Linked DNA regions of Mus musculus: region 2 is linked to region 1. The links are chromatin loops, found by intact Hi-C in ENCODE. Cell type or tissue: left cerebral cortex. All regions are shown on one strand. Each heading gives the region's core, and the rest is flanking DNA. Links, peaks and the distances in the headings are about the cores only.

Region 1 (15,038 bases), core at 4,074-12,073:
GTTGAGATGTTGCAACTGTTATTGTTGATGATACAATGTCCTCTGTTTTTCCTTTCTTATATCCTGTGACAAAGTATACATAAATAAATGCTATGTATTCTCTAATAATAGAGCCACAGAAATGAGTTAGTACCAGAATAGGTTTATACTCAGCATGTTTTGCTTCACAGTCCTTGTGATTTGCTCAACATTTTGTGAAAGTTTCTCTGTTTCTGCCCATTGAAGTCAACTCAACAGAATTCTGATCCATCTCCCTGAAGACCATTACACCCTAAAAGAGAGCTTATCTCTCACTTGTTTTGAAGAATTCTTTGGTCATGAAGTGTTTGGTGTCTCTTGATAGGACTGCTGTCAAATAAAATTTAACAAATAACAGTCACATTTTTATAGCCAAGTATCACTTGAAGGTATAAAGTGACATTTGAATCATATATTTAGATATTTCATTAGAAATGAAGCCATTCAACGTGACTCTTCCTCCCTCCTCTCTCCTAGCATTACTGTCACCACCATCTTTAATATTTGGCTCTTTAGACAGAAAGAGTTTTGCTAAGCAGACCTGGCTGGTCTGGAACTTGCTACATAAAACAGACTGGCTTTGAACTTGAGGCAGCCTGCCTACTTCTGACTCCTGAATACTTGTATTTCAAACATTATCCGCACACTGTATTCTTCCCTTCCTTTGTCCACTGAGGATTGAATTTAGAGTCTTGCATTTACTCAACAGGCATTCTGCTACAGAGCTATACCTTCATTCCTAGCCCTTTAACAATATTTCCTTTAAATTGAAACAGGGTCTCATTAAGTCACCAGGTGGTTGTCCTTGAACTTCTTATTACCCTACTCAAGCCTTGATTGAACCTTCAGTAAAACTGCTTCAGCCCCCAGACAGCTGAGATTGCAGGCCTGTCTCACCAGGCCCAGCTCCTTATTTATGTTGACAAAGGTTCTCATATTGCTTGTCTGGCTTCCAGTCTGCTACATAGCTCAGAAATGGCCTTGAACTCCTGATTCTCCTCCTTTTACTCTCTGTGCTACTATACCCAGTGTATGTGCTGTTGGAGATTTACATGAGGGCTTTGTACATGCTAGATAAGCACTTTGCCAAATGAGCTACACCTCAGCCCTGGCTCCAATCATTAAAATGGGGGAAAAGTACTATACATGTATGAAAATGTCACAATGGAGCCTATTAAATATGCTAACCATGCTAAGCCATAAAAACATACTAATAAAATATTAATTTTTAAAAATCTAAAAAGTAGGCATTGTGATTCATATCTGTAATCTTGGGAAATTGAAACAAGAGGACCGGGAGTTCAACTATATTAATTCCAGGCCAGCATAGGCTAAAGGAACCCTATTTAATAAACAAACAAACAAACAAGTAAATGAATGGCTACATACTGAGCCATGTAACCTCAAATTCTCCAGTCCTAAAGGCTAGGATACAGGTATGAGCTACCATACTGTATTAATTCCCTTCCTTTCCTTTCTGCTCCTTCCTTCCTTCTATCTGATTTTTGGAGACAGAGTCTCATGCAGTCCTGATTAGCCTCAAATTGTCCATGTAGCTGAGGAAAGCCTTGAACTTGCCATCCTCCTGCTGTGGTTACAGGCCTGTGTCACAATTCCCACTTTATACAGTGCTGGAGATTAAAACCAGGGCTTCATTCACACTATGCAAGTAAACTACCCATTCCCATCACACTTTCTTTCTCTATTTTCTTTAAAAACCCTCACCCTCTTTAAAAACAAAACAGTTTCATATAGCCTCATACAGTCTTGAACTTGCTTTTTGGCAAAAGATCACCTGGAGCTCTGATCCTCCTTGCTCCATTTCCTGAATACAGAGACTGTAAGCATTCCCACCATACCTGGCCTCCTCCCTCCCTCCCTCCCTCCCTCCCTCCCTCCCTCCCTCCCTCCCTCCCTCCCTCCCTCCCTCCCTCCTTTCTTCCCTCCTTCCCTCCCTTCCTCCCTCCCTTCCTCCCTTCCTTCCTTCTTTCCTTCCTTCCTTCCTTCCTTCCTTCCTTCCTTCCTTCCTTCCTTCCTTCCTTCCCTCCCTCCCTCCCTCCCTCCCTCCCTCCCTCCCTCCCTCCTTTCTTCCCTCCTTCCCTCCCTTCCTCCCTCCCTTCCTTCCTTCCTTCCTTCTTTCCTTCCTTCCTTCCTTCCTTCCTTCCTTCCTTCCTTCCTTCCTTCCTTCCCTCCCTCCCTCCCTCCCTCCCTCCCTCCTTCCTCCCTTCCTTCCTCCCTTTCTCTCTTTCTTTTCTTTTTTCACACAAGTGTTTGTGTGTGTGTGTGTGTGTGTGTGTGTGTGTGTGTGTACATGGACACATGCATACACCCTGTGGCAGATGTGTGGAGGGTCAGAAGACATTGGGTGGGGGGAACTGCTTCTCCCTTTCCACCATGTGGGTCCTGGGAATCTTTGGATCATCAGGCTTGGTGGCAAGTTCTTACCAGCTGAGCCATCTCACAGGCTTCTTTTCTATTTTTAATACATGATACATTCATGGCATAGGAAAGAGAGAAGGGGGTGGGGAACCCGGTCAGTTTAGATAAGGTTACTTACAGGATCATATGTAAGGGATTGTTCACATGACTATGGGCAGCTTACAAGTTTTACACTACTGAAAAATTGTACTTTCCTCCCCCAGCAACCATTAGCTACATATATATTCCCAGAGACCAGTGTGGCCTCATAAGCACCCCTGTGCTCCATGATAGATTGTTGATGGGCCCATTGAGTGCAGCTCATCAGAGCCACAGTTTTTTTTTTCAAGACAGGGCTTCTCTGTGTAAGTAACCCTGGCCATCCTAGACTTTACTTTGTTAGGCCAGGCTGACCTTGAACTCAGAGATCTGCCTACCTCTTTTGCCTCCCAAAAGATCGAAGGCGTGTGCCACCACACCTGGGTCATAGTTTTTTAAAAAAGAAATTGTTAGATTTATTCATTTTATTTTATGTCTGAGTGTTTTGCCTGCATATAAATGTGTACCACTTTTGTGTTTAGTGCCCGTGGAGGCCAGAAGAAGGCATCAGATCTCCTTGAACTGGAGTTAGGGATGGTTGTAACCATAACCACTGAGTCTTCTCTCCAGCCCTACCATGTACATCTTTAATGTTACACTGAAAAAGAAAGCAGCCCCTAACATTTAAAGCTCTCTTGGTATTTACTCGTCGTTAGTAGCATAGCTAGGTACTAGCTTGGCAAGCACAACTCAGTCATGGTATTCAAGTGTTAAATATAAACAAAATTTATAAAAAACAAATGTCAGGTAAACCTACTCTGTGAGATGATGAGTATGACCTAGACAGTTGGAGTGGCTCACATCTATAATTCCAGCCCTTAAGAGGACAAGGCAAAAGGGTCACCAAGAGTTCCAGGCCAATCTAAGCTGTACAACAAGATGCTGTCTTAAAAGATAAAATAGAAATAAAAAGTTGGGTGGTAGAAACATTGTGTGATGAGCTTGCTGTCTTGGAATGTGGGTATCTTTCTTTTCCCTGTTGAACTTCGAATCCTAGTGACCTTCACTGTAAGTTGACCCTGGTATAGCCAATAGCAGGAAGGCTTGTCTTACATTTGATGGGCCCCTATCTAAATTAAAACATATTAACATTTTGAAATGCAAAAGCGAAGACAAGATACTAGCAGTTACATCAATTTTACCATTTAAAAAGATGTTTTTGTTCTCCTTTTTTCTTTTTGAGGCGATCTCATCATGTAGCTCAGACGGACCTTGAGCTAGCAGCAGCCCTCACATCTGGACCTCTCTCTTAGTCTCTGTTCTATTGCTGTGAAGAGAAACCATGACCACAGTTCTTATAAAGGGAAGCATTTGATTGATGCTGGCTTACAGTTTCAGAGGCTTAGTTCATCATTATCATGGTAGGAGCATGGTGGCAGGCATTGCAGGTGTGGTGCTGGAGGTGCTGGAGAAGGAGTACAGAGCCACATCCTGATCCAAAGGCAGAGAGGGAGACTATGCCTGGCTTGGAGGTTTGAAACCTCGTAGCCCACCCTCCCAGTGATATACCTCTTTTAACAAGGCCACAACTCATAACCCTCTCAAACAGATCCATTTCCTGGTGGCTAAGCATTCAAACACGTGAGCCTATAGAGGTATCACAGTCTCAATATTGTTTAAAAGTGCAAAGTTTAAAGTCTCTTCTGAGACTCAGTGATCTATTAACTGCACCCCCCTGTAAAATCAAAATCAACATACTTCCAACACACAATTCCAGTATACATTGCCATTCCAAAAAGGAGGAAACTGAGTATAGTGAGGAAATACTGGACCAAAGCAAGGCTAAAACCAGATGGCCAAACTCCAAACTCTGCATCTCCATGTCTGATATCAAAATAGGCAATAAATGCTCTTAACCATAGATCTCTGTGAGTTGGAGTCCAGCCTGGTCTACAAAGTGAGTTCTAGGCCATCAAGGGCTATATAGTAAAACCCACTTCACTCACTGCACCCATGTGGTAGCTTACAGTTCTGGGGATCTGATGCCCTTTTCTGTGGACATGCATGCAGTGCACATACATACATGCAGGTAAAATACTCAAGCATATAAAATAAATGAATCATTTTTTCTTTTCATTCTTTTTAGATTGTGTATTTATTTTACTTTATGTATGTGAGGGTTTTGCTTGCACAAGAGTACACAGTACCCACAGGGGTTAGAAGAGGGTATTGGAGCCCCTTTGAAGTAGAGTAATCGTTGGTTGTGAACTACCTATGAGTTCTGGGAACCGAACCCAAGCCCTGAGTCCTCTGTAGGAGCAACTAGTGCTCCTAACCACTGAGGCATTTCTACAGACCTGTTTAAAAAAAAACCTTAATATATGATTTATTTTTATTTTATGGGCATTTGTATTTTGATTGTATGTATGTCTGTGTGAAGGTGTCAGAAACCCTGGAACTCGAGTTACAGACAGATGTGAGCTGCCACGTGGGTTCTGGCTATTGAATCTGGGTCCTCTGGAAGAGCAGCCAGAGCTGTTCACTGACACATCTCTCCAGTCCAGGTTTTCATCTCTAGGCAGAGATAGGGAGGGGTAGGGAGAGAGGTGTTGTAGGAGAGTGGCTTATTAAAAAGAAAGCGTTCAGTAGCAGGGGAGAGGCTATGAGGTAGTAAGAGTAATATGATTGTTAGACATGTATACAATTATGAAAGAATGAATTGTTCTTTACAAGCTTCAGGCTGAGTATTGTGACTCATGCCTACATGCCAGTATTAAGAGCCTGTGATGGAGAATTGCCAACCTGGACCACATATGAGTTCCTGCCCAGCTTGAGTTACAGATGGAGAGCTTGTCTCTAAAAGGGCCATTGAGATAGCTCCTCAGGTAAAGCACTTGCCATTGAAGCCCAATAACCTGGGTTTGATCCCCAGAACTCACAAGGTGAAAGTATTATAGGGTATCCACCAGAGAAGATTGCTCTGATATAGGTTTAAGCCAATAGAAAGTCCTTAGCAGGCCAGCTACTACACTGGATGTCTGGGATCCCAATATAGCACTGAGCCTTTCACAGAGTAAGCTTTTAAACACAAAAATGCATGTTCTGAGCCGGGCAGTGGTGGCACACACCTTTAATTCTAGCACTTGAGAGTCAGAGGCAGGTGGATTTATGAGTTTGAGGCCAGCCTGGTCTACAGAGTGACTTCCAGGACAGCCAGGGCTACACTGAGAAACCCTGTCTCGAAAAAAAAAAAAAAAAAAAAAAAAACCAAAAAACCAAACAAAACAAAAAGCATGTTCTGGGTTGACACACTCCAGTTAACAAGAACAGTTAGCTAGAAGCAGAACTTCAGAAACTAAATAGCAAGGTTAGTACATTTAGAGACTTTCCTGTTACTATGGACTTTGATGGATTAGGCCTTTGTTTTCATTTTGGTTGGTGGTGCTTTATGCTGAGTTAAACGGCCTGAATGGTATGTTCATCATGGAGTTAGTTGTGTTAAGGTCTAGGGGCCTGTTATAGAAAGGAGAGATCTAACTTCCAAAAACAGTTCTCTGACCTCCACATGTGCATCATTACAAACAAATAGTAAATAAGTCAAATAAATAATTAAAACAACTTGGAGGTCTAACCTTGACTATATATTAAGATTTAGTTTTATGGCGAGGGGGAAAAGGTGTTTCTGTTATTGTTTTGTCTTGCTTTGAGTTTTGGAAACAGAATCTCATGTATCCCAGGCTGCTGTCCAGTTTGCTGTGTAGCCAAGGATGACCTTGAACTTCTGATTCTTCCTTAGCTACCTCCCCAGGGATGGAATAACTGCTGTGTGCCACCTTAGCCAGTTCACTAGGTGCTCGAGACTGAACCCTGAGCTATGTGCCTGCTAGGCAACCACTCTACCAGCTGAGCAGCATCCTCAGACCTGTCTTTTTTTATTGTTGTTTTGTAGACTGAGCTGGCCTCAAACTCACTTTGAAGATGAGGCTATCATTAAACTCCTAATCCTTCTACCGCAGCCTCTAAGTGCTGAGATTACTGGCTTGGTCTTTTTTTTTTTTTTTTTTAAAGATTTATTTATTTACTTTATGTATATGAGTACACTGTAGCTGTCACTCCAGCCCCTACAGACTTGGCCTTAAAAAGATGTTGTTGTTGTTGTTTGGTTTTTCCAGACAGGGTTTCTCTGTATAGCCCTGGCTGTCCTGGAGCTCACTTTGTAGACCAGGCTGGCCTTGAACTCAGAAATCCGCCTGCCTCTGCCTCCCGAGTGCTGGGATTAAAGGCGTGTGCCACCACGCCCGGCCACTTTTTGTTGTTATTGTTGTTGTTTTTTCTTTTTCAAGACATGGTTTTTCTGTGTAGCCCTGGTTGTCCTGGAACCAGCTCTCTAGACCAGGGTGGCCTTGAACTTGGAGATCATCCCCTTGAGCTAAGCTTCATTTAGAGGTAGAGATGCATTCTGAGAAAAACACATGTAAGTATTGGTGAGGTACAGTTTTACACACTTGAAGTAACAGAGGATCATTTCACAGACAATATACATCTAGCTCACAAGTGATATTATGTGGAATATGAAGAATTAAACATTAAATTAACACCTCTGTCATGGATGGGGTGTGGTTGCACACACCTTTAATCTTAGCCCTCAGGAGGCAGAGGCCGGCAAGTTTCTACGTGTTCGAGGCCAGTCTGGTCTATATATCAAGTTCCAAGCCAACCAAAGTTACGTGTGAGCCTCTGTCTTGAAGATAGAAAAATAAGGAACTGGAGAGATGGTTCAGTGATTGCTCTTCTAGAGGTCCTAAGTTTAATTCCCAGTAACCAGATGGTGGCTCATGACCATCTATAATGAGATCTGGTGCCCTCTTCTGGAGTGTCTGAAGAGAGCAACATACATAAAATAAAGAAAAAAATCTTTAAAAAAACAAAACCAAAAAACCCAAAAAACCAAACAACCAATCAAACAAAACCCCCCAAACCTAAAAATAAAACTAGAACTGAAAAAAATCCCTGTTAAATAATTGAGTAGAAAGTGAACTAGAACACTAGTTTTGTTTTTCGTCTGTGGTGTGTGTGTGTGTGTGTGTGTGTGTGTGTGTGTGTAGGGATGAGCACCCTTGGAAGACAGAAAAGGCCATTAGACACCTTAGAAATGGAATTGCAGGCAACTGGGAGCCCTCTGTCATGGTTACTGTGATGGTTTGAATAAAAATAGCCCCCATAAGTCTGTGGCATGGCTCTAATAAGAGGCGTGGCCTTGTTGGAAGAAATGTTTCACTGAGTGAGGGCTTGGATCCTCAAGCCAGACCCAGTGTTGCATTGTCTTCCTGCTGTCTGCTGACCCAGATGTAGAACTCTCAGCTACCTCTCCAGTACCACATCTGCCTGTGTGCTGCCATGCTTCCTGCCATGAGATGACAATGGACCAAACCTCTAAATTGTAAGGCAGCCTTAATTAAATGCTTTCCTTTGTAAGAGTTGCCTTGGTCAAGGTATCCTGTCACAGTAATAGAAACCCTAACAAGACAGGTGCTTTGATCTGAACCCAGACCTTCTGCAAGAGCAGCCGGCATTCCTAACTGCTGAGCCATCTCTTCAGCTTCTCACTAGTAGTTTTAAGAAAAGTTTGATGCGTTCAGAGCTGGGACTGTAGCTCAGTGAAAGAACACTCATCTATACATGGGTGAGGCTCTATGTGGGGGGCACAGTGCTCCAGAGGAAGGAGGAAGAAGAGGAGAAGAGGGAGCTACTCATATGTTTGAGTAGTTGACCTGAGTTGGTGGAACTGGTCAGGAAGGATGGGGAGGTGTGGCCTTGTTGGAGGAGGAGTGGCCTTGTTGGAGGAGGTGTGGTCTTGTAGAGGAGGTGTGGCCTTGTTAGAGGAGGTGTGTCACAGAGAGAGAAGGCTTTCAGGTTTCAATAGCCCATGCCATTCCAAGTTAGCTTTCTCTCAATCTCATGCTTGCGGATCAAGATATAAGTTCTCAGCTACAGCTCTAGCACTATGCCTGCCCGCCTGCTGCCAAGACAAAGAGAAAAAGAAAGATTGAACAGGAAGCCAGACTTGGTAGAGCATGCTTTTAATCTTGGCACTCAGAAAGCAGAGGCAGGTTGATTTCTATAGTCTGAGGTCAGCCTGATCTACCTATGGAGTTCCAGGACTTCCGGGGCTACAGAGAGACATTGTCTCAAAAACAGAACAAGCAAACAACAAAATTGAATGAGTTTGTTGATCGTTGTTGCCAAGGTAAACACTTGGACTCTCTCATGTAAATTTTTAAATTTACATTAATGCTTTAGATTTCTGTATTAATATTAAAAAAACAACCACACACATAGAAAATGGAAAAAGCTGCCAATACCTGATTTCTGTCTTGTGTTTTTCTACTCCCAGCTATATATTTCAGTACTGTTAGGTCCCATGAGGTGGCAGGGAAAATCAAACATTCAAAACTACCAATAACAGGAAAAGGAAAATGAGGTTTTTTGTTTTGTGGGGTTTTTCTTTTTGAGAATGAATAAAGGATTCTTAATCGTGTTCTCCATGGTGGCATGCTATCTGGATGTCTTTTGGCACAATTGTTACATATTCAGCATGGATGGCACACAGACTGGTATTAAAAAAAAAAAAAACCACCAACCAGATGGGCCTCACTTGCCTCCAGCAAAGTGCTAACAGCTGCACTCTGGGAACACAGATCTATTTTCAAGTCCTGAGCAATTTCTCTTACCAGATGCCAAAAGGGAGTTTGCCAAACACAAGTGACCTGACCATGTCCAATTTCTCAGTGCCAGGGGCACCAGGCCTGTAAGAGGAGGTTTCTTCACCCCTCCAGGAGAGGGTGCACTCTAAAGTGCTTTTAGCAGACAAGCACTCCCTGGCCTGGGTGCTTTGGATGTTTGTTTTTAGGCCTGGTTCTTTGTTGTAGCCACGGTATAGTGTTGTAGTCCAAGTACAGAGGGGTCCTCACTGACTCCTCTTTCAGTTAGTCCTTGACAAACTAGAGGCAGCCCCACTAACAACCTGAAAACATTTTAACCCCTCATTACCCAGCTAATTAAGTCCTCTTTGCCCAGCCTTCCCCTCTCACCTCCCCCTGCCCCCAGCTTTTCGAGACAGGGTTTCTCTGTGTAGCCCTGGCTGTCCTGAAACTCATTCTATAGACCAGTCTGGCCTCGAACTCAGAAATCCACCTGCCTCTGCCTCCCAAGTGCTGGGATTAAAGGTGTGCGCCACCACTGCCCAGCTTTTCCCTAGTCTTTAATGTACAAAGTAATATGTCCAGTGTTTATCAGATATTTTAAATTCATGGAATTTTTAATACCTGTGTTTCTTCTTTTCTTCCTTCTATCAGGGTCTCACTATTTAGTCCAGGCTGGTCCCAAAATCATCACAGCCCACCCCCTCCATCTTCAAATTGCTGGGATTAGAGACATGTACCTTACCAAAATTTTCCTCTTTCCTTTTGGCTATTCCCCAAAAGAAAATGGGTTCCTTTCCCTTTCTTTTTCTTCTTCTTGTTCTTTATCTTTTTTCTTTTTTCCTCCCTCTCCCTCTACTCCTCCCCTTTCTCTTCCCCCTATCCCTCCCTCTCCCATAAACAGCTTTGCCAATAACTAATTTTTAAACCATCAAAAGAAGATCTAGAGACCAGCAACCGCATGGTGGTTCATAACCATCTGTAATGGGATCTGACGCCCTCTTCTGGTGTGTCTAAAGACAGCTACAGTGTACTCATATAAATGAATTAAATAAATCTTTTTCTCTTTCTTTTTTTCTTTCTTTCAAGAAGAGCTAAAGAGATAATTCAATGGATAAAGGAATATGCTACCAAAACTAACACCCTGAGTTCAAATCCAGGGTCCTGCATGGTAGAAAGAGAGAGCCAGCTCTGGTGCATGCACACATGCACACACGCACTCCCCCCCACATACCCACCCCCCATCCCCCCACAGACACATACACACAGAGACACACACACTCAATAATAATATAAATAAATCTAAAAAATGTTAACAGCAATAATAAAGACATTGAAAGAGAATAGTTGTGGCAGCCTGTAGTTCCTAGTAATTCTGAGACAAAAAGATTGTTTTGAGTTTGAGGCAAATCTGGGCTACACTCCAGGCCAGCCTGAACCATGCAGCGAGACCCTGTCTCCAAAAACCCAGGCCAAATCAACAATAAATTGACTCTTTCAGAGAAAAGTGAATCAGTTTAAATAAAGTTCAGATGTAGAGGGCCTGGCATTTTAGGTCTCTGAGGTCAATCACCATCAGTAGAAACAAGATAAATGCCCTTAGCAAGAAACATGTATATTTAATTTACATAGGTTGTAATTTATAACTTAGAATTACCTCAAATAACTACATAGGGTGATAGGATGGTCCTTGTTAATTTCAGCTTTGGGAATTCTGACAATACACAGAATACTGGCTATAAATGTTTTCAACTTGATCATGGGAAAAAAAATAACAGTTTGGGGTAGAGTTGGAAAGAAAGCTGGAGGACAAGGTAAAGTAAGTGGTATACACTGAGCAACAGGGTTTCTCTGTGTATCCCTGGCTGTCCTAGAACTCACTCAGAGGTCTGCCTGCCTCTGCCTTTGGAGTGCTGGGATTAAAGGTGTGTGTGTGTGTGTGTGTGAGTGTGTGTGTGTGTGTGTGTGTGTGTTTATTTTTGTTTTTGTTTTGTTCATTTCTAAACTGGAGTCGTATGCAGCCCTAGCTGGTCTGGAACTTGCCACAAAGCTGGGTCTGACCTTGAACTCCTGATCCTCCTGTTATTTTATTTTTTTTCCTTCCTGAATGCTAGAGTACAGATTTGCTGAGACTTTGGTCAACTTTCTCCCTTCACCCCACTACAGGATACTAAAGTAATTGATTCCGAAAGAATAGTCTTTCTGAATCTGGAATTACAAGCGTGCCCTACCTGTGATCTCAGCACCTGAAAGGTGGAGGCAGGAAGACTGTTGTAAGTCTGAGACCAGCCGAGCTTATATCAGACCCTGTCAAAAATAAAAATAAAACAAAATGAAAGAAAGAGAGAGCACGTGAGGGAGGGAGGGAAACAGAGGAGGGGAGAGGAAGAGAGGGAGGGGAAAAGGGAGGGAGGAAGGTAGGTGCAGAGAGAGGGAGGGAGTTAGGGGTATGAATTGGGGTGGGTGAATTATGAAGATTCTGTAAACTTTCACAAATTAAATGACACTGAAGCTGTCATCTTCATCTGTTGAAGAATAGAGTTCTAAAAACTTGTCTGAAAAGTTAACGAGACACTCTCTGTCTCTGCAATTGTTGCTTCTGGACTATACAAAATGAAGAACAAGGGAAATGCAAAATGTCCACTCCCTCATCCACCTGCCCTAGGCTCTGTTGTGGGAACAAAGATGCTTCATATAGGCAGTCCCATGTACCAGCGATTCTGGGAGAAACATGAACCTCAGAAGAGACTGTGTCTTGGTCTTGTTGGAAAGCCCTTTGTTACATAGACATCTTACATGAGTGTCAAAATAAATAGTATGAGTGGGTTTAGACAACAGTTTTTTTTTTTTTTAATTTGGCTTTCCATCAGTTTGATTTGCTTGATAAACTAATTATTAGCAACTAGTTCACTAACTAGTTCACTCAGAAGTCAACACAAGAGAAATATGGCAGAGATTGCAGGGCTCTTTAGGTCCTTGGCTTCTATTTCATTTTATTCTTATTTTTAATTAATAATTAATTAAAATAATTCATTAATTTAGGGTTTTCAAGACCGGGTTTCTGTGTGGTCCTGGCTGTCCTGGAACTTACTGAGTAGACAAGACTGGCCTCAAATTCGGAGAGACCCACCTGCCTCTGCCTCTCAAGTGCTGGAATTAAATGCACGCACAAGCACAAATGGATCTTGGCCTTTTTTTTTTTTTTTTTTTTTTAGAGGTTTATTGTGAGAGAGAGAGAGAGAAGAAGAAAAGGAGTGGCAGGGAGCGTGGAAGGGGAAAGAAGAAAAAGAGCCTTCATTTTTAAAATAAATAATACATACATTTTAAAAAGCTGGGTACAGTGGCACTTGTTTTTAATCTCAGCACTGGATGAGGAAGGCAGCGGGGAGAATCTCTGTGAGTTTGAGGCCATTATGGTCTACATAGCAAAGCCCCCATCTAAACAAGCAAACCTAATTAAAAATCTTTTTATTTTTATTATTATTATCATGATTATGTGAGTGTATGGGGTGGGGGAGAGGACAACCTTGGGAAGCAGCTCTTTCCTTCTGCCTTGTTTTTGAGTCAGGGTTTCTCTTGCTTCTGCCATGGTGCATATTCTAAGGCAGTTGACACTCATGGGTTTCTCCCGTCTCACCATAGGAATGCTGGAATTATAAATAGGTGCCAGTGTGTCAGGCTTTTTAAGGGATCTAGCTAGATTGTTAGGTTTGCCCAACCTTCTTGCCAGCCATAGGTTTTTATCTTGTTGAGTGGATGAATTCAGTTTGAGCAGAAGTTTACGTAACAAAGGTGTAGAAGCAAAACTAAGCACAGCTAAGCAAAGCAAGAACTTCAAAGACTGCGTGGAGTAGACTGCCTCAAAGTGGAGAGCAGCACGCGATGCTGTATTGTGGCTTTTAAGGAAGTCTGCATGAATATTTATGAGGTGAGTGGCATATTCATGAGTAAGGTGACTCCTCTTCTGTCTAAAATATAGTGGGCCAGATCTTCTTTTCTTTTAGGTGCTTCCTCCTATAATCGCCACACAAGATGAGGGATGCAAATGATATTACAAGGGAGTGAGGCCTTTTGAGGCTGCAGACCCTTTGTTACCGCACACGTGTGGGAGGATGCCCTGGAGAGTTTCTTTCTGCTCCGGTGGGAACAGCCTCACTACAGCTTCAAGACATTCAACCACAAAGGAACCGCGGCGGATACAGCTACCAAGATGCAACGGTGGTTTTCCTTGGTTACCTAACGTCTAGCACCTTGCCAGGAGCTGGGGGCGGTCCACTCCCGGTAAGAGGTGAGGCTGCAGGTGCCAGTTAGAGGCTGCCAAGACCGCTTTGTTTTTTCCCTAAGCCCTGTCCTTCCTCTTGTGGCTTTGCTCTCTCATCACCAACTGCAAGCCCCTTTATTTCTCATCCCCAGAGTTCCTATCACTGTTTTAAACCTAACATTCATTTTTAACTCGCATATTTTACTCTACCAAACCAGAACATGTCTCTTGGTAGCTTTAAAATATTCTTTTTTAAAACTAAATTATTTTATTTATTTACATTCCAAATGTTGCCCCCCCTCCTTGTCCCCCTCTCCCCCGAGTTCCTCATCTCCTCTACCCTCCCCTTTTCTTCTGATAAGGTGCTCCCCATCCACCTACCCACCCTCACCTCACCCCACCAGCATCCCCCTTCCCTGGGGTATCAAGTTCCTACAGGATTAAGTGCATCCTTTCCCACTGAGGCCAGACAAGGCAATCCTCTGCTGTATATGTGTCTGGGGCCACGGACCAGCCCATGTATGCTCTTTGGTTGGTGACTTAGTCTCTGGGAGTTCTGAGGGGTCTGGGTAAGTTGATACTGTTGTTCTTCCTATGGGATTGCAATCCCCTTCAGCTCTTTCAGTCCTTCCCCTAACTCTTAAATAGGGGTCTCGACCTCAGTTCAATAGCTGGCTGTCAGTATCTGCATCTGTCTCAGTCAGCTGCTGGTAGAGCCTCTCATTAAAATATTCTTTTTAAAACTCCGATGGTGAAATCTGTTTTAAAGAAGACAGCAGGCCAGTCCCACAGCACACCCTGCTGGCTGCAGCTCTTATATACTTCGGAAGTTCTGCATACTCTTTTTGGCCCATTAATTTAGCTATTTTTGCCAGTGGACTGGTTTAAGAATTTTAGTTTTTAAGATTTGTTGGCGACTGAGAATTTTTTTTTAAAAAGTGCATGAAATAGAATTAAATTGTAAAGCCCTCCCCAACTGAAAATGTGTGCGTACACATGTGCATGTGCGTATGTGTGCTTAAACCTGGAAATCTTGCCTCAGAACTGCACAGAATTAAGAATCTATTTTAAAGTCAAACCAATGGACCAGTGGGCTGCTCAGGCAGCTTGCCACAAAGACTGATTAGTTGAGTTCTATCCCTGGGACCCACATGATGGGAAGAAAGAACAGACTCCCACAAGCTGTCTTCTGGTTTTCACACTGGTGCTGTGGTACACACACACACACACACACACACACACACACACACGAATGAAGGAATAAATATAATTTAAAAATTTAGTAAAAAATTAAAACATGAGAATAGAGACTAGAGAAGATGACTCAATGGTTAGGAGCACTTGTAAAGCTGTGAGGATTGGAGTTGGCATCTCAGCATCCACACACCAAACCAGGCATTCCACGCATTCTTATAGACCCAACTCTGAAAACCTGGAGACAGGAGAGTTCATGAGGTTTGCTGGCTTCCAGTCTAACCAGGGAAATACAAACCACAGGCTCAGGGAGAGACACTGGCTTAAAGGGACAGACAGAAAATAATACCGGATACCTGATGCCCTTCTGAAGTTGGAGTTACAGGCAGCTGTGAGCTGTCCAGCAA
Region 2 (15,038 bases), core at 3,171-11,170, 190 kb before region 1:
CAGGTATTCAAACAGATGAACCTAAAGGGGTTATTCTCATTCAAACCACCACGCGAGGCAAATAGTGAGTTTGAAGCCATGCTTGGTTACTTGAGATCCTGTCTCAAAGCAAAACACCTTTAACTCCAGCCCCAGGGGATCCAGTGCCCTCTTCTGGCCTCACTAAGTAACTGTACTGGTTAGTTCTTCCACTGCCCACCCTCCTCCCCAACTTGACACAGGCTGAAGGAAATTCAGTTGAGAAAATACCTGTAGGCAAGCCTGTGGGGCATTGCCTTGATTAGTCTCTCTCTCTCTCTCTCTCTCTCTCTCTCTCTCTCTCTGTGTGTGTGTGTGTGTGTGTGTGTGTGTGTGTGTATTTCAGCTCCTGCCTGCAGCCCCTGTCCAGGCTTCCCTTGATGATGAACTGCAAGCTAGAAGCTGAAATAAACCTTTTCCTCCCTAAGTTGCTGTTGGTCAGTGTTTTATCACAGTAACACCAGCTAACCAAATACAATCATCTTGCTAACCTAGCGTTCAATTTCTAGTGGAACTGTATTTCCACTGTTGTGCCCTGAGTTCACGGGAAACCCAGACGAGCCCAAGAATTGCAAAGTCCATTGCAACTCGCAAAAGCTTCTTTTATTTTCTAGTTCGAACTCGGTTTGCCCACCTAGCACTCACTGCGTGAATGCTGGCAAGCGACCCTGAGTCCAGAAAACATTGGGTTTATATACAGTATAGGAATAGTGTGAATATTCACAGAAAAGGGGAGTAGAGGGTGGAACAGTACTGAAGTAGGAGGGGGTTAATGGGTGTCTGTTCAAGGACTAATTTCATGGCCAGTCGTCACTGTCTGTGACCTGACCTCTGTTTACCTTTTTCCCATGGTCTTCCTTGAGCATGTTATTTCTCTAAGGTCTCAAGGACAGGCACCTGGAGTTTCGCTGCTTATCAGCAGGGGTGTTGAGTGCCATTCTAATGCTGGGGAAGGGCAAGGGAGGATGGGGGTGGGGGCACAGAGGCAAACTGTCTGTACAACACTGAAGTCTCTCTAGGATCAGTAATTCCGGGTTACAACACAATTAAGATGTTTCTGATGAATTAAAGCTGCTCTTGCCACCAGAGGAATTAAGTGCTAGAGACAACAGGGCAAGCAAGCGCTCAGGCCTGGATGAGCAACTGCACCACAATTCTGGATGTATAGAAAGACAAGTCCCAGAGACAGGAAATAGGTTGAGAAGTGAGACAGATGTTATTCTTTACCTTTTGAGTTCTTTGAAAGTCACTGGGCTCTAGAGTGACATGGCTATAATGGTGACAAAGAACAGAGACTTCACTCCCCAGTGATGCCAATCAGCTCAAGAGCAAATAGTCTACAATTCCAGAGCTCAAAGATGGGGCTGTGGCTCAGATTGTAGGTTCTTGCTTAGCATGCACAAAGCCCTGGGTTCAATCCCCAGCACTGCATATACCAAGCATGGTGGTGCACACCTACAGTCTCAACACCAAGGATGGCAAGACAGAAGGATCAGAAGTTTCAGGTCATCTTTGGGTATATTGCAAAGTCTGAGGCCAGCATGGGACACGCGTGACCGTCTTTAAAAAACAAACAAACAAACAAACAAACAAACAAACAAACAAACTCCAGACTCCAGTTTAGAAGCCACAGGGCTGCAGACAGGCACAAAATGCTTGCATCTTACCTCTAGCTGCACTGACATGTGAATGGAAGCCAGAGCTCTGGGGCTGAGGGATGGCTCTGATGTGAAAAGTTGCCTTTGCAGAGGCACCCGATCAGGCAGCTCCAGCTCTGGGACATCCAATGCCCTCTTCTAGCCTACACACGTGTCCCTCTCCCCCATGGACCATTACAAAAAGAACAAATCATTTATTTTAAAAGACTAGACTTGCTGTATTATTGAATCCCAACTCTAAGAATAAAAAAATATTAGCCGGGCATGGTGGCACACTCCTTTAATCCTAGCACTTGGGAGGCAGAGGCAGGCAGATTTCTGAATTCGAGGCCAGCCTGGTCTACAGAGTGAGTTCCAGGACAGCCAGGACTACACAGAGAAACCCTGTCTCGAAAAACCAAATAAATAAATAAATAAATAAATAAAATAAAATAAAATTAAGGTTCCTCTGGAAATAAAGCATCTCATTTATATTTCTCAGGGGGAAATCAATGGGCTCTTTAAAGTAAAATATGAACAGCTTGTAACAAATTTACAATGAACCCAGGAATAAGATATGCTTAAAACAAAACAAAACAAAACAAAACAAAACAAAAAAAACAGTGTGATGAATGCAGAGTGTGGCTGCCAGACCTATAGGTCCAGCACGCTGGAGGTAGAAATGGGAGGCTCAGAGGTTGGAGATCATCCAAGTTGAAGGCTAGCCTGGGCTACATGAGTTCCTGTGGAAAAGAATAGGAAACAAAAAGAAAAGAAAAGCAAGGAGATTAGCTCACACCTTTAATCGCAGCACTCGGAAGGCAGAGGCAGGCAGATTTCTGAGTTCAAGGACAGCCTGGTCTACAAAGTGAGTTCCAGGACAGCCAGGGCTACACAGAGAAACCCTGTCTTGAAAAACCAAACCAAACCAAACAACAGCAACAAAAAAAAAAAAACCCTGTGGCTCGGAGCATAAGAGTTGTGTGCTAAGTAGTTTTATGCCAACTTGAGACTAGATAAAGTTATCTGAAAGGAGGGAACCTCAGTTGAGAAAAAGCCTCTCTAAGATCTGGCTATTTTCTTAATTAGTGATGGTTGGGGGAGGGCCCAGCCCACTGGTCTGGTGGTCCTGAGTTCTTTAAGAAAGCAGGCTGAGCAAGCCATGAGGAGCAAGCCAGTAAGCAGCATCCTCCACCACCTCTGCATCAGCTCCTGCCTCCAGGTTCCTGCCCTGCTTGAGTTTCTGTCCTGACTGCCTTCAATAAGTGGATTATGATGTAGAAGTGTAAGTTGAATAAACCCCTTTGTCCCCAAGATGCGTTTTGGTCTTGGTGTTTCAGCACAGCAATGGAAACCCTGACTAAGACAAACTGCAAACCAAATTCCATCTCTGTTCAAATAGGAAGCAACCCTGTAAGTACAACTTCAACTTGAAGTAATGAAAAGAAACCCTGCATTAAATCTGACAAAATGCAAAGGGGGCACCTGCCTTTCTTCTCTTTTCTCTCTGGACCTCATGGAAGACATTTCCATATCCTGTGGATTTGCTGTATCAAACCTGTCGCATCAGTCCTTTCTGGACTAGCCCCTGACTGACCCTGTGGCCTCTCATTGTCAGGCTTATATTTGAAGGGAAATTCCTGTGGTGGGCAGAGCATAAGAAGGAGTTCAAGGTCTGGGAATTTTCATCCTGGAGATGATATCAACTATCTTCCTCCTCCTCTTTTTCTTCTTCCTCCATTTTGAGATAAGGTCTCCTATGTAGCCCTGGCTGGCCTGAAACTCACTATATTCAGCCTAGGCTGGCCTGCAACTCACAGGGGTTCCTTGCTTCTGCCTGGAGAGTGCTGGGATTCAAAGTGTCAGCAACTATGCTTCAACTTTTTGCAGGGGGCGGGGGGGGGGGGTTAGGAGGGCAGTTAGGATCTCATGATTCCTAGATTGACCTTTAACATTGCTGCATATTCAAGACTGGCCTTGAACTATTGAGTCTTTTTTTTTTTAAGATAAACTACTTTATTGAAACTTTAACAGTTTTTAAAAATATTTTTAAAGATTCATGTATTTATTATATGTAAGTACACTGTAGCTGTCTTCAGACACTCCAGAAGAGGGAGCCAGATCTCGTTACGGATGGTTGTTTTTGTTTGTTTGGTTTTTGGTTTTTTGAGACAGGGTTTCTCTGTGTAGCCCTGGCTGTCCTGGAACTCACTTTGTAGACCAGGCTGGCCTTGAACTCAGAAATCCACTTGCCTCTGCTTCCCAAGTGCTGGGATTAAAGGCGTGCGCCACCACCGCCCGTTACGGATGGTTGTGAGCCACCATGTGGTTGCTGGGATTTGAACTCCGAACCTTTGGAAGAGCAGTCGGGTGCTCTTACCCACTGAGCCATCTCACCAGCCCAATTCTTTTTTATGTATATAACATTTTATTTATTTTGTGTGACATAATTTAAAATTATTATTTTATTTTATGTGTATGTACCATGCCTGCATGTATGTCTGTGTTTCACCTGGGTACCTGGTGCCCTAATAGATTAGAAGAGGGCATCCAACCCTGGAACTGGAGTTATGTGGGGAGCGGGTGTGGCGGCAGTCCCAAAGGCGCCAGGGACTGCAGCTAAGTCATATGACTTGCACCTGACTTCCTCATATAAGACACAAACATCTTGAGTGCTGCGAAGGTGTACCAGGATACAGGTGAATCCAATTTGGTGGAGATTTGCCCCTGCTGCCCTGATTAGCTGAAGCTGCGTGCCTGGTGAGGGGGCATGGCCTGCGGTGCGTGGATGAGAGAGAGTATAAAAAGGAGTGAGAGGCCCAGGGTTCGGGGGAGATATAAAAACAAGGGAGATATATAAACAAGGGAGATATAAAAACAAGGGAGATATAAAAACAAGGGAGATATAAACAAGGGAGATGTAAAAACAAGGGAGATATATAAACAAGGGAGATATAAAGAAAGAAGAAACAGGACTGAATAAACGTGTGCAGAAGGATCCTGCTGTGGCGTCGTTCTTGCTGGCGAGTTGGGGGCGCGCTCAACAGAGTTAGAAATGGTTATAGGCTGATATGTGGGTACTTGGTCCTCTGCAAGTGCAGCTGGTGCTCTTAACCACTGAGCCATCTCCCCGGCTTCATAACATACTTAAGAAAAGGAAATGTGGAGGGTGATTTTTACACGTGTTTATGTGTTTTGTGTATGTGCATGTGCTTATATGTTCACTGCATGTTTGCTGTTGCCCATGGAAGCCAGAAGAGAGCATTGGATTCTATGGAACAGGAGGTACAGGTAGTTGGGAGCCATCTGATGTGGGATGCAAATCCCCAAATTCTACAAAAGTAAGGAGTGCTTTTATCTGTGGAGCCATCTGTCCAGGCCTCCTCCTTGGCCAGGTCACTTGATTTGCTTGTGGTCAAGTTTCCATACTGGAGGCCAGTTGGATACCAAGAGCAAATGATACTGAGGGTCACAGCGCACTGCTGTCACATTAAGCAGCTGCCACCATCAGCTCCTTCAATCTTCAAGCAAATTCTTTAAGATAGGGACCATGTTGTTCCCAGTTACAGAGGAGGAAACTAAGACTTCATTTATGTCATGGAGGTGTCTGTGGTCATAACTGTGGTTAGTGGCTGCATGAGATCCACTGCCCTTAGCCAGTGAGTGGAAGAGAAGGAGAGGAGAAAGGGGCTCTGGACCGAGGTGACCAGACAGGTGGGTTTGGGGTGTTACTGAATAAAGTGGTGGCTGTTTCCATGAACTTGGGAGGTCAGTTGAAAGGGGGTGAGGGAGAAGTCTCTCCCAGTCCAGGAGACAGCAGCATGCAGGTGCCGCTGAGGAGAAAGACAATCGTGTCACTTGGCTGACAGTGGACCTCACACATGCAGGTGGTTCCACACGGTTAGATAGCCCAGGTCCATTTTAGTTTGTGTGACTATGCATTGTGGTGTTTGATAGTCTAAGGGACACTTTTCATAGAACATGTACTCCTCCTTAATATGTAATTGTAGGGATCTGGAGAGATGGCTCCCTGCTGAAGAGCTCGTGCTCTTCTTGCAAAAACCCAGGTTGTTGCCAGCACCCACGTAGGAGCTTACACCTTTCTACAACTCCAGTTCCAAGGATGTCTGGTCCCCCATGGGACAGGGTCATACCTGAGGGCAAAACACTCATTCGCATAGATAAAAACTTGTCTTCAAAGGATATAACTGTACAAGGTCACATGGGGTGGATGCCTGGTGGATGCTTGGGAGAGAAGACGTGAAGGACTGGCATTGCCAAGGGCAGATCCAAATGCTAACAGGATGCCTCAAGGATGGAAGATGTTCGGATCGCACTGGTCGATGGAAGCAGGGAGGCGAGAGGAAAGGGAAATTTAGAGGCCACAGACAACTCTAATGGAATTGATGGTGGAGGGGGAGAGAAGAGGCAGATGGGGAATTCCCGAGGTGGCAGATTCAAGAAAGATGTTGGTGTGTTTTAATATGGCAGGGACCTGATTGTTTGTGGAGAGGACTGAGCCAATTTAGAAAAGATGGAGTTGGTGGAGTCCTGGCCAGGTCTCCAGAACCTGAGATGGTTGAGGCTCTGGAGGATAAAGGACCCAGACAAGCTTGCCCGGGGAAAGGATGGGGCTGAGGGCCAGGAGGAAGGCTTTGATCTTGGAGGCAAGGAGGAAAGGGACTTCGAATGGACTTCTGCTCTTCACACAGAAAGTAGTCCCGTACCCCGAGATGCCCCCGGGACTTCCCAGCTGGGGCGTCTGGTCAAACTCAGAATGCAGACCCAGGGTGGGCACAGAAGATCCGCCCCTGACCGGGCGGAGCTGGACAGTTCCTCCCCACAGTGCTCTCAGGTGACAGGCCTGCAGGTCCCCGCCCCGGCCCGTCTAGCTGCGTTTTCGGGAGATCCAGTCCGAGGCTCCGAAAGCAGCCCCCGCCATCGGTGCTTGGACCCCCGCTCCAGAACCCGCTGTTCGCCATGACCGCCGTGCCCGCGCCCCGCAGCCTGTTCGTTCTCCTCCAGGTGCTGTGGCTCGCCCTGGCTCAGATCGTAAGTCCTGTCACTTCTCTGTCTCCGCCGTCCCTGGTGCAGAGCCTGGGTTTAGGATCCTGGAGTCTTTAGGACCTGTTCTAGTCTGTCCCTAGCCTGAGGGGCAGCTGAGGACAGAGCCGCTGGGGTGATGCATACCCGGCAAACCGCTCGCGGTGAAGGGAGATTGACTAGTCCGGGAACCAGAGGGACCTTGCCTCGGGATGCTTGGCCTTGCCTGGGACAGGCAGCGTCGAGCAGGAGATGGCGCGGGGGCCTGGCAGTGGAGAGAGCCCAGGTGGTGCGGAGACAATGGTGGCTATTCAGTCGACAGCGGAGCCTCCGCCCCCGGAGTCTCCTAAGGGACCCAGGCTCCAGCCAGACTTCCCTGTCGCCCCAATATGTCCGTTTCCTGACTGTGGGCTTCTGCCTCACTTCGCAGGGACAGCTGGGCCCTAGGAAAGAGATGCCCGGTTTAGGACCAAATGGGGATGCTGGGCCCGCTCACCAAGCAGTGCTAGTGTAGGGGTACAGTTCGCCTGTGAGGCGCCAGCCTGGCACATCTTAACCTGGGGAGGGCACCTGGCGCCAGCATCTGGCACGCGTGGACTTCCTGAGTCGGGGCTGGTTCGCTACCTTAGGGAGGATTGGGTGGGAAGAGTCCCAGCTTTCCTTCTTCTCTGAGGTCTCTTTACCTGCACCAGGGACGAGGGAGAGGTGCCAGTTCACCGCTATACCTGTTGTTGGTTAGAAAACAGCAATAGTTCGAACGGCCATCGTTGGCTAGGTGCCATCTTGCACATCATCTGTGATTTGAGCAAATGATGTCTTCATCTATTTCCTATCGTGACAGTGCAAAGACCGTGTGACCCAGGGGAAGAAGCCAGCCAACCTAGGGTGTAATCACGGTTTCAGCATTCACTTGCAGTGATCACGAGCCTTGAGTCTTTTTGTGTTTCCTCACCCTCTGCTTGTCACCCCTAATAGTACCCCCCCCCGAGTTCTGAGTAGTTCATAAAGTAACAGAGCATAATGGCACACAGTGCCTGACACACAGTAGCTGCTCAACAAACTCCCCATGAAGCACCATCTCCTTGGGGAGATGCTGCCCTAGTCACCTTTGCTCTCGGGGTCTCCAGCAGCCCCTGGGAGCCCAGTTCTGCGTACTGTCTGAGGGCTGCACTCTTGTGTATTTTCAGAGAGGTCCACCAGGGGAGCCGGGTCCTCCAGGGCCACCAGGGCCACCAGGAGTGCCTGGTTCAGATGGCATCGACGTGAGTATCTAACTTCAGACTTGAGAGGAAGCAGGGCTATCCACAAAGGAGAACTTTATGAGCGCAGGGGTGGGGATGCCTGGAAGTTTAGCGCCCCCTGTTGCCAGCAGGCGGTGCCTGCAGAGACCACAAGGAGTCTGTTTGTTCAGAGAAAACCCCAAACCAGCCTTGAAATGTGGGAGTCTGTCAAAACCACCCAGCAACAAGGGCCTGCTGTTCTGCTGTTGGCCTCGGCTCACAGCGTGTCCTTATCCCCCTCCCTCTCTTCCTCCTCTTCGTGCTGTCCCCTGACACACTACATGCCTCTTTAAGGTAGCTGGAGAACCTCGTGTAGACTGGCTGAGCAGCTTGGGACCACACTCCTGTCTCTCCCTTTTGCTTTTAGCTCCCCTGTTTAGAATCAGCTGGGCTTGTCTTCTGCTCTCCCAGTGTGCTGAGGGTTAACCACCTCATTCTGGAAGCTCCCCCAGGAGGTCGGCTGGATGTTTACGGTTTGGACAGACTTCTATTCAGTCTGGTGCCCCCACCCCCAAACGCAGGGCGCTGGGCCCCAGCCAGGCTCTTGCTGCAGGCTGCGGAATGCCTGGGGGCCTCTCTGGGGCTAAATCTGACTCCACGGCCCTGCCCGGCTCCTACCAAGGGTCCTTTGTCACACGGAAAAGAGACCTTTCTTAAGAACATTTTGAATCTACCCCCAAGTTGGCCCCCTTGATCCTTGCTCTGTCCTGAGTCTCTGGTTTTCCTGACTGAAAGCCACAGTCCCCTTTCAGATTTCTCTAAAAAGCTTTATTATTTATTTATTTATTTATTTATTTATTTTATTTTTGTCATTTGCTTTATTTCTCCCGGTTAACCAGAAACCCAGGGACTTCACAGCATACCTAGAATCTACTTGATTAAATGCCCCTCTCAGCTGGCTGGATTAGTGTTGATGCACTTTTATTTTGTTTTGTTTTAATTTAGTTTAATTTAATGTAGATAAGGTCTCTTTATGTAACCCTGGCTGTCCTGAAATTTGCTGTTAGACTAGGCTGGCCTTGAACTTACAGACTTATATATACCTCTAGAAGCCTCCTGAGTTCTGGAACTGAAGGCCTGCGTACAGCTGAATTTTGTTTTGAGCAAAGGGAGCTGTTTTTTAAAAAGTGCAAGTTTCAGCACAAAAGAGAGAGGAGAAAGCTCTTTGGGGCCACCCAGCCAGGCTTGTCCACACAATGTCTTAGGGAAGCATGTCTCACGGCTTGTGTCTTGCAGGGTGACAAGGGGCCTCCAGGTAAAGTTGGTCCTCCGGTGAGTACTTTTTTTTTTCTTTGACCTTTGATGGTTCCGCTACTTTCTCTCCTCTGACTAACATCTGTTCTGCTTCTAATTTCAAGGGATCCAAAGGAGAGCCTGGCAAACCTGGCCCAGATGGTCCAGATGGGAAACCTGGCATTGATGTGAGTACCCCAGGCTGGGAAGAGTCTGATTCTGCCTTTGTTCACACATGTTCTGGTCAGAAGGGTAGCAAGATGTCGGCTCTATAGCCAGTCAGGCCTCTTCATTTGATACAACCGTGACCTCACTCTTGTCTCATATCTACCCTGTTGGAAGCCTTGGATCTCCGGCAGCTAGGAGCCAGAGTGAGGCTTTGCTTTCTGCGAGGACCAGGATTGTCTGCAGGTGTGGGTGGAGACTTAGACTCACATTTCTGGCCTCTAGGAATTATACTGCCTTTCTGTGGCCTGTCCGCATCCCTCCCACCCCCCAGCTGTCACCCCAAACCCATTGCTTTGCTTTTCCATCTGCAGCTCTGGCACAGCTGGGGGGGGGGCACCATTACAGGGTCCCCAGGGACCTCAAAGCCACACATTCCTGAGGACAGTTTTAGGGAGGTGGGACTGGTTAATTAATGGGAGTACTCCTCACCCACACCCCACTGAGATTGTAAAGCTCACTGCCTCTTTCCCAGTGGCCCAGAGAGGTGGGTGTGTTCATTTATTTGCAAATGAGAAAATGATGAAGGCTTTCTGGAGTTACGAAGAGCAGACACGAGAGCACCTCACCAGTCCAGACTCTTGTCTGAGTACCTAGACTCCAACTATGAGGAGTGAGGCTGAGCCTGCAGGTGTTTGAGTCTTCATTTCTAGTCTCTCAAAGGAGGGCAATTGCCTTGAGACTGGAGCTCTGTGGCAGTGGGGCAGCATCACAATTAGGCACATCTGTAATTTCAGTACTCGAGGGTGGGGGTGGTGGGGTGGGTGGTGGGTGGGAAGGAGTCAGAAGTTCAAGGTCACCCTAGGGTACTCAGTGAACTGGGAGCTACTATCTCAACAACACAACAAAAGGATAATTGCAAGGCATGGTGGCACATGCTTTTAATCCCAGGACGGATCTCTTTGAGTTTGAGGCCAGCCTGGTCCATATAACAAGATCCAAGGCTAGCCTAGGCTGGACATAATGAGACTCTGTCTTAAAATAAATAAATAAATAAAAAGAATAATTGTTTTGCCTGCCTCCCTGGATTCCTAAGTAAACCAGAGAAAGAGAACGAGGAAGGTATGGTCCCCAGGCCTTCATCCGGTGTGGAAGCCTAAGGACTCCCCTAGACTCGCCTTGCCCTGTGCATTAAGGGCAGGCTGCACCTCAATGATCCTACCATCTCTCTCTTCCCCAGGGTTTAATGGGAGCCAAGGGAGAGCCTGGTCCCGTGGGGACCCCTGGAGTCAAGGTGCGTGCTCACTGACGACACACTAAGGCCAGAGCTTGGAGGAGCTACAGGAGAGGGAAGTATGGATTCTAGAAGGCTCTAGCCGCTGACTTCTCTCTCATTACTCCTGCAGGGCCAGCCTGGGCTCCCAGGGCCCCCTGGCCTGCCGGTGAGTGCCATGCACAAGGGGGTGGAGAGGCCCTCTAGGGGTTGGGAGGACTTGCAGAGGGGAGCCATTAATCTGATTTCCTCTTCCTCCGTCACAGGGCCCTGGTTTTGCTGGACCTCCCGTAAGTTCTGAGGGGCAGGGTACTCAGAGACTGGGGAAAGAGGGCAGTCCTCATCATGAGAAATGACCAGCATGTTGTGTTGGTGTCAAGAGTGGGCCAGTGTGAGTCTGGGATAGCCTGGTCCTTACAGCCTCATAAGCTCTGTCTGCTGGGAGTTGTTTAAGTAGTCACAGTGAAGAAACTTTTGTCCCTACCTTTCCATCTAAGGTGGCTGACCTTGTGAGGCATCTGGGACAGCCATCTCTTTGCCCCACAGGGACCCCCTGGACCTGTTGGCCTCCCTGGTGAGATTGGAACCCCAGGCCCCAAGGTGAGCCTCTGTCACCCTTTAACTCTGCCCCTTGCCGTGCACACCTAAGCTGGCAGTCTGGGTCAGGCTTTCTGGGAGTTTCCGGCCCACGAAGAACTCTTCCAGGCTTGGGGCAGAACCTCTCCTGCTGAACCCGGGATTGTGGCAAGTCTTCTTGGGAGGCTCAGGGCTGGTGCTGCCCGCTAGTTTCCTGGATCTCCTTACTGTGGCAGCTTTCTGGGGGTGCCCTAAAGAGTGGTGTGGATGGGACAGTGCTAGGAAGTGGGACGGGGGGGGGGGAGAGAAAGGACAAACGAGGTCCCAGCAGGATGAAATTTGGGCTCTTCTTGCCTCCAGGGGGATCCAGGACCAGAGGGACCATCAGGGCCCCCAGGGCCCCCTGGGAAACCAGTAAGTGTCTTCAACTCTCTTGAATTGGCTACATGTTCCTGAGGAAGTGGCTTGCCGTGGGGATGGATCAGGTCAGGTCTCATCCTTATCACATCTCCTCTCAGGGCCGACCAGGAACCATCCAGGGCTTGGAAGGGAGTGCGGATTTCTTGGTGAGAAATGGGGTCTGGAGAAATTGACAGGGGTTTTCCGTGAGAGACGGGAGGGGGTTTGGGGAAGCATTGCTCAGCTGGCCTTGACCAGCAAGAAACCTCAAGGCCTTATAGGATTTTCTTTCCAGTGTCCAACCAACTGTCCAGCTGGTGTGAAGGGTCCTCAGGGTTTGCAAGGAGTGAAGGTAAAAGGGTGGCTTTTCCCGGGAGGGAGGGTAGAGCAGGCACTTGGAGGGAGCCTGGGGCTGACGAATCCACTCTTCCTTTTAGGGTCATCCAGGCAAACGGGGGATTCTGGGTGATCCTGGTCGCCAGGGGAAGCCAGTGAGTATGAGAACTAAGGGCCAGGGATGAGGACAAGGATTAAAGGGAGACAATCCTACAGAGATCTGCCTCCTTCTTCATCCCTTCCTCTGTCCTATGGGTTCAAGGGGGCAGATCCCTGTGCTGAGGGGCAGGAGGCCACTGGGTCTCTTATTGAGTCCCTTTTTCATGTGGTGTGGGACTTCGTGGTTTCTAGTTGACCATTTCTGGTTGTCTGTGTTGGAAAGGTTGTTGATATCTGTTTGTCTTGTGTTCGCCTGTTAGTCTGACTGCTCTTCCTTGCTCTTAGGGTCCCAAGGGAGATGTGGGTGCCTCTGGAGAGCAAGGCATCCCTGGACCACCGGTAAGAAGCACCCCACTCTCATGCCCCCTATCATCTTGGGAGCCCTTTAATGCAACCATTCACCTGCTTTGGCCTCTAACTTCTAAAGATATCAGTGTCTGGCTGGGGTACTTGGATCCGTTGAAAGACAGGCTGGCTGTAGGAATAAGGAGGACAGGACCAAGGTTGCCCACCAGAAGGCCAGGCTAAGGTCCAGGCTTGCCACTGTTTCTTTAAATGCTCTGTTTCTTCTCTACATCTGAGCAGCTTTGTACTGTGCAGGAGATAGGGACACTCTGCCCATTTTAAAGGAGCATCGTGAGAGGTGGGATCAGAAAAGGCATAAGTGAGTTGGGCCTCGCAGCTGTCTCCACCGTCATTTGTTTGTTTGTTTGTTTGTTTTTGATAGGGCCCCCAAGGCATCAGGGGCTACCCGGGCATGGCAGGACCCAAGGGAGAGATGGTGAGTCTGTGGGGGCTGTGAAGGAGTTGCTGTGGCTTCTGGGATCTGAAGTCCATCTAGGACTGATCTGCAATCTTTCCTCTTCCCCAGGGTCCTCGTGGCTATAAAGGCATGGTGGGCTCCATCGGGGCTGCTGGGCCACCGGTAAGCCTGCTTCTGTCTCTAGGCCCTACAGTGGAGGTCTATGGCTTCAAACTGGGTGCTGGTCTTCATGGGCTCATGTGACTTAGGTTCTTGTCTTCACACCAGGGTGAAGAAGGCCCAAGAGGGCCACCAGGCCGAGCCGGTGAGAAGGGGGATGTGGTAAGTTCTCAGGCACCCCTTATCTGAACAGACCCCCTGAAGAGTACTGGAAAGGGATTGTCTCCATCCAAGGCTGGTGTGTGTGTGTGTGTGTGTGTGTGTGTGTGTGTGTACACATTGGCATTTATATATGTGCTTGTCAGTCTGGATGGGGGTGACTTCTGGGTATGGGGGTGTTCTCATGGTCTGTGGTGAAAACCCAGTCATTTTGCTTATGTTCAGACTTCACAAGAAGTCTTAGGATCCAATCTTGTAGCCACTGGGGTCAGACAATGAAAGTCTAGCAAACTAACTATGGAACTAATGGAATTTGGTCTGGATCCAAAGACATCTCTAACAGTTGCTTAACTCTCTCTCTCTCTCTCTCTCCCCTTCCTCCCCTCCTTTCTCTCTCTATCTCTTTCTTTCTCTCTCTTCTTTCTTTCTTTCTTTCTTTCTTTCTTTCTTTCTTTCTTTCTTTCTTTCTTTCTTTCTTTCTCTCTTTCTTTCTCTCTCTCTCTCCCCCTTTCTCCCCTCCTTTCTTCCTTTCTCTCCTTCCTTCCTTCCTTCCTTCCTTCCTTCCTTCCTTCCTTCCTTCCTTCTCTCTCTCTCTCTCTCTTTCTTTTTTTTCCCATAGCCCCTTTTTCTGAGCAGGGTCTTTGTTTATTTGTTTTGAGACAGGGTCTCTTTATGTAGTTCCAGTTGTCCTGAAACTCCCTCTGTAGACCAGGCTGTCCTTTAACTCAGAGAGATCTCTTTTCCTCTGCCTCTCACGTGCTGGAATTGAAGGCATGCGCCACCACTCCTGTCTTTCTGAGGAGTTTTAAAATCACCGAAAACGGAGCAAAGGGTTCTTGGCTTGGGATTCGGGAATAGATGCATGGGGACCAGAAGACATTTTCTTCAGTGTTGCAGGCACAGCAAGTTGCCCTATTCCAGTAAATAACCCCACCTCTGCGCATACAAAGCAACCCTAACTAAAATGAGTTTTATTAAACTCGGATCATCCCCATACACATAAAGGGGTGGTGGTATTAACCTGAGTTCAGTTCCTGGAATCCACCTAACTAAAGGTGGAAAGAAGGAGAGAACCAATTCCACAAAGCTGTCTTCTGATTTCCACGCAAGCACTTGCATGTTCCACAACACACACACACACCTACACACACACATACACCACCACCACCACCATCATCATCATTGTCACCACCACTACTACCATCATCATAACAACAACAACAACAACAACAACACATACCCAAACAAACAAAAAGACCCGGGATTAAGAGGGGAACTCATTGGGAAGATGAGGTTCAGTAGGAGTGGGAGAGGGATGAGAGTGAGTGACAGGAATTACAAATGACCCAAAATATGTTATATACATGAATGAAATTGCCAGAAAAAATCTTAATTAAAAATATATGAGCAGAGCATGGTAGTGCACATTTTAAATCCCAGAACTTGGAAAGCAGAGACAGGTGGATCTTTGTGAGTTCAAGGCCAACCTGGTCAACATAAAGAGTTCCAGGCCACTTCAGGCTACACATTAAGGCCATGTGGGATAGGGATGGAGAGATGGCTCAGCAGTTAAGAACACTTGTTGCTATTCCAGAGGACTCTCAGCACACACAAAGCAGCACACAACTCCAGTGCTAGGAGATCCAGTCTTCCTCTGGCCTCCTCGGGCATTTTGCTTACATGTGGTACAAAGTTACCTTTGTATTTAGAGAGATGGAGGTCATTTGTGTCCTTAGAAATTGTGATTTCTGTGGAAAGTCTGAGAAGAGTGGGTTTAACAGAACAGCATCCACATTCCTGTGGCACTGCAATGTTAATTGGTATGTCCCAGTTGAAGG

The links. Hi-C counts contacts between places; a loop is a spot of excess contacts. Peaks named below come from ENCODE experiments on the same cell type or tissue, not always from the same donor. Only the 100,000 strongest peaks of a DNase experiment are listed, where the experiment ranks them.
Region 2: it touches region 1 in a loop (2.7-fold over the local background); 7 of 42 quality-filtered maps call a loop at or near these places.

Annotation. Positions count from the first base shown.
Region 1 is chr4:121,218,070-121,233,107 of GRCm38, forward strand. Gm30102 (a long non-coding RNA gene) reads left to right here and starts at 12,851. Exons shown (of 4, transcript XR_868091.1): 1 at 12,851-13,104; 2 at 13,181-13,464. In left cerebral cortex, for the core only: a CTCF peak has its summit at 7,342 (motif pointing left); a DNase peak (open chromatin) is centred at 9,140.
Region 2 is chr4:121,033,080-121,048,117 of GRCm38, forward strand. It overlaps Col9a2 (collagen, type IX, alpha 2), which reads left to right and starts at 6,487. Exons shown (of 32, transcript NM_007741.2): 1 at 6,487-6,707; 2 at 7,886-7,960; 3 at 9,215-9,250; 4 at 9,337-9,399; 5 at 10,617-10,670; 6 at 10,783-10,818; 7 at 10,916-10,939; 8 at 11,196-11,249; 9 at 11,586-11,639; 10 at 11,744-11,791; 11 at 11,920-11,976; 12 at 12,062-12,115; 13 at 12,405-12,458; 14 at 12,847-12,900; 2 more. The coding sequence starts at 6,636. In left cerebral cortex, for the core only: CTCF peaks have their summits at 3,710 and 8,061 (motif pointing left); DNase peaks (open chromatin) are centred at 6,908, 8,075 and 8,452; H3K4me3 peaks cover 690 bases.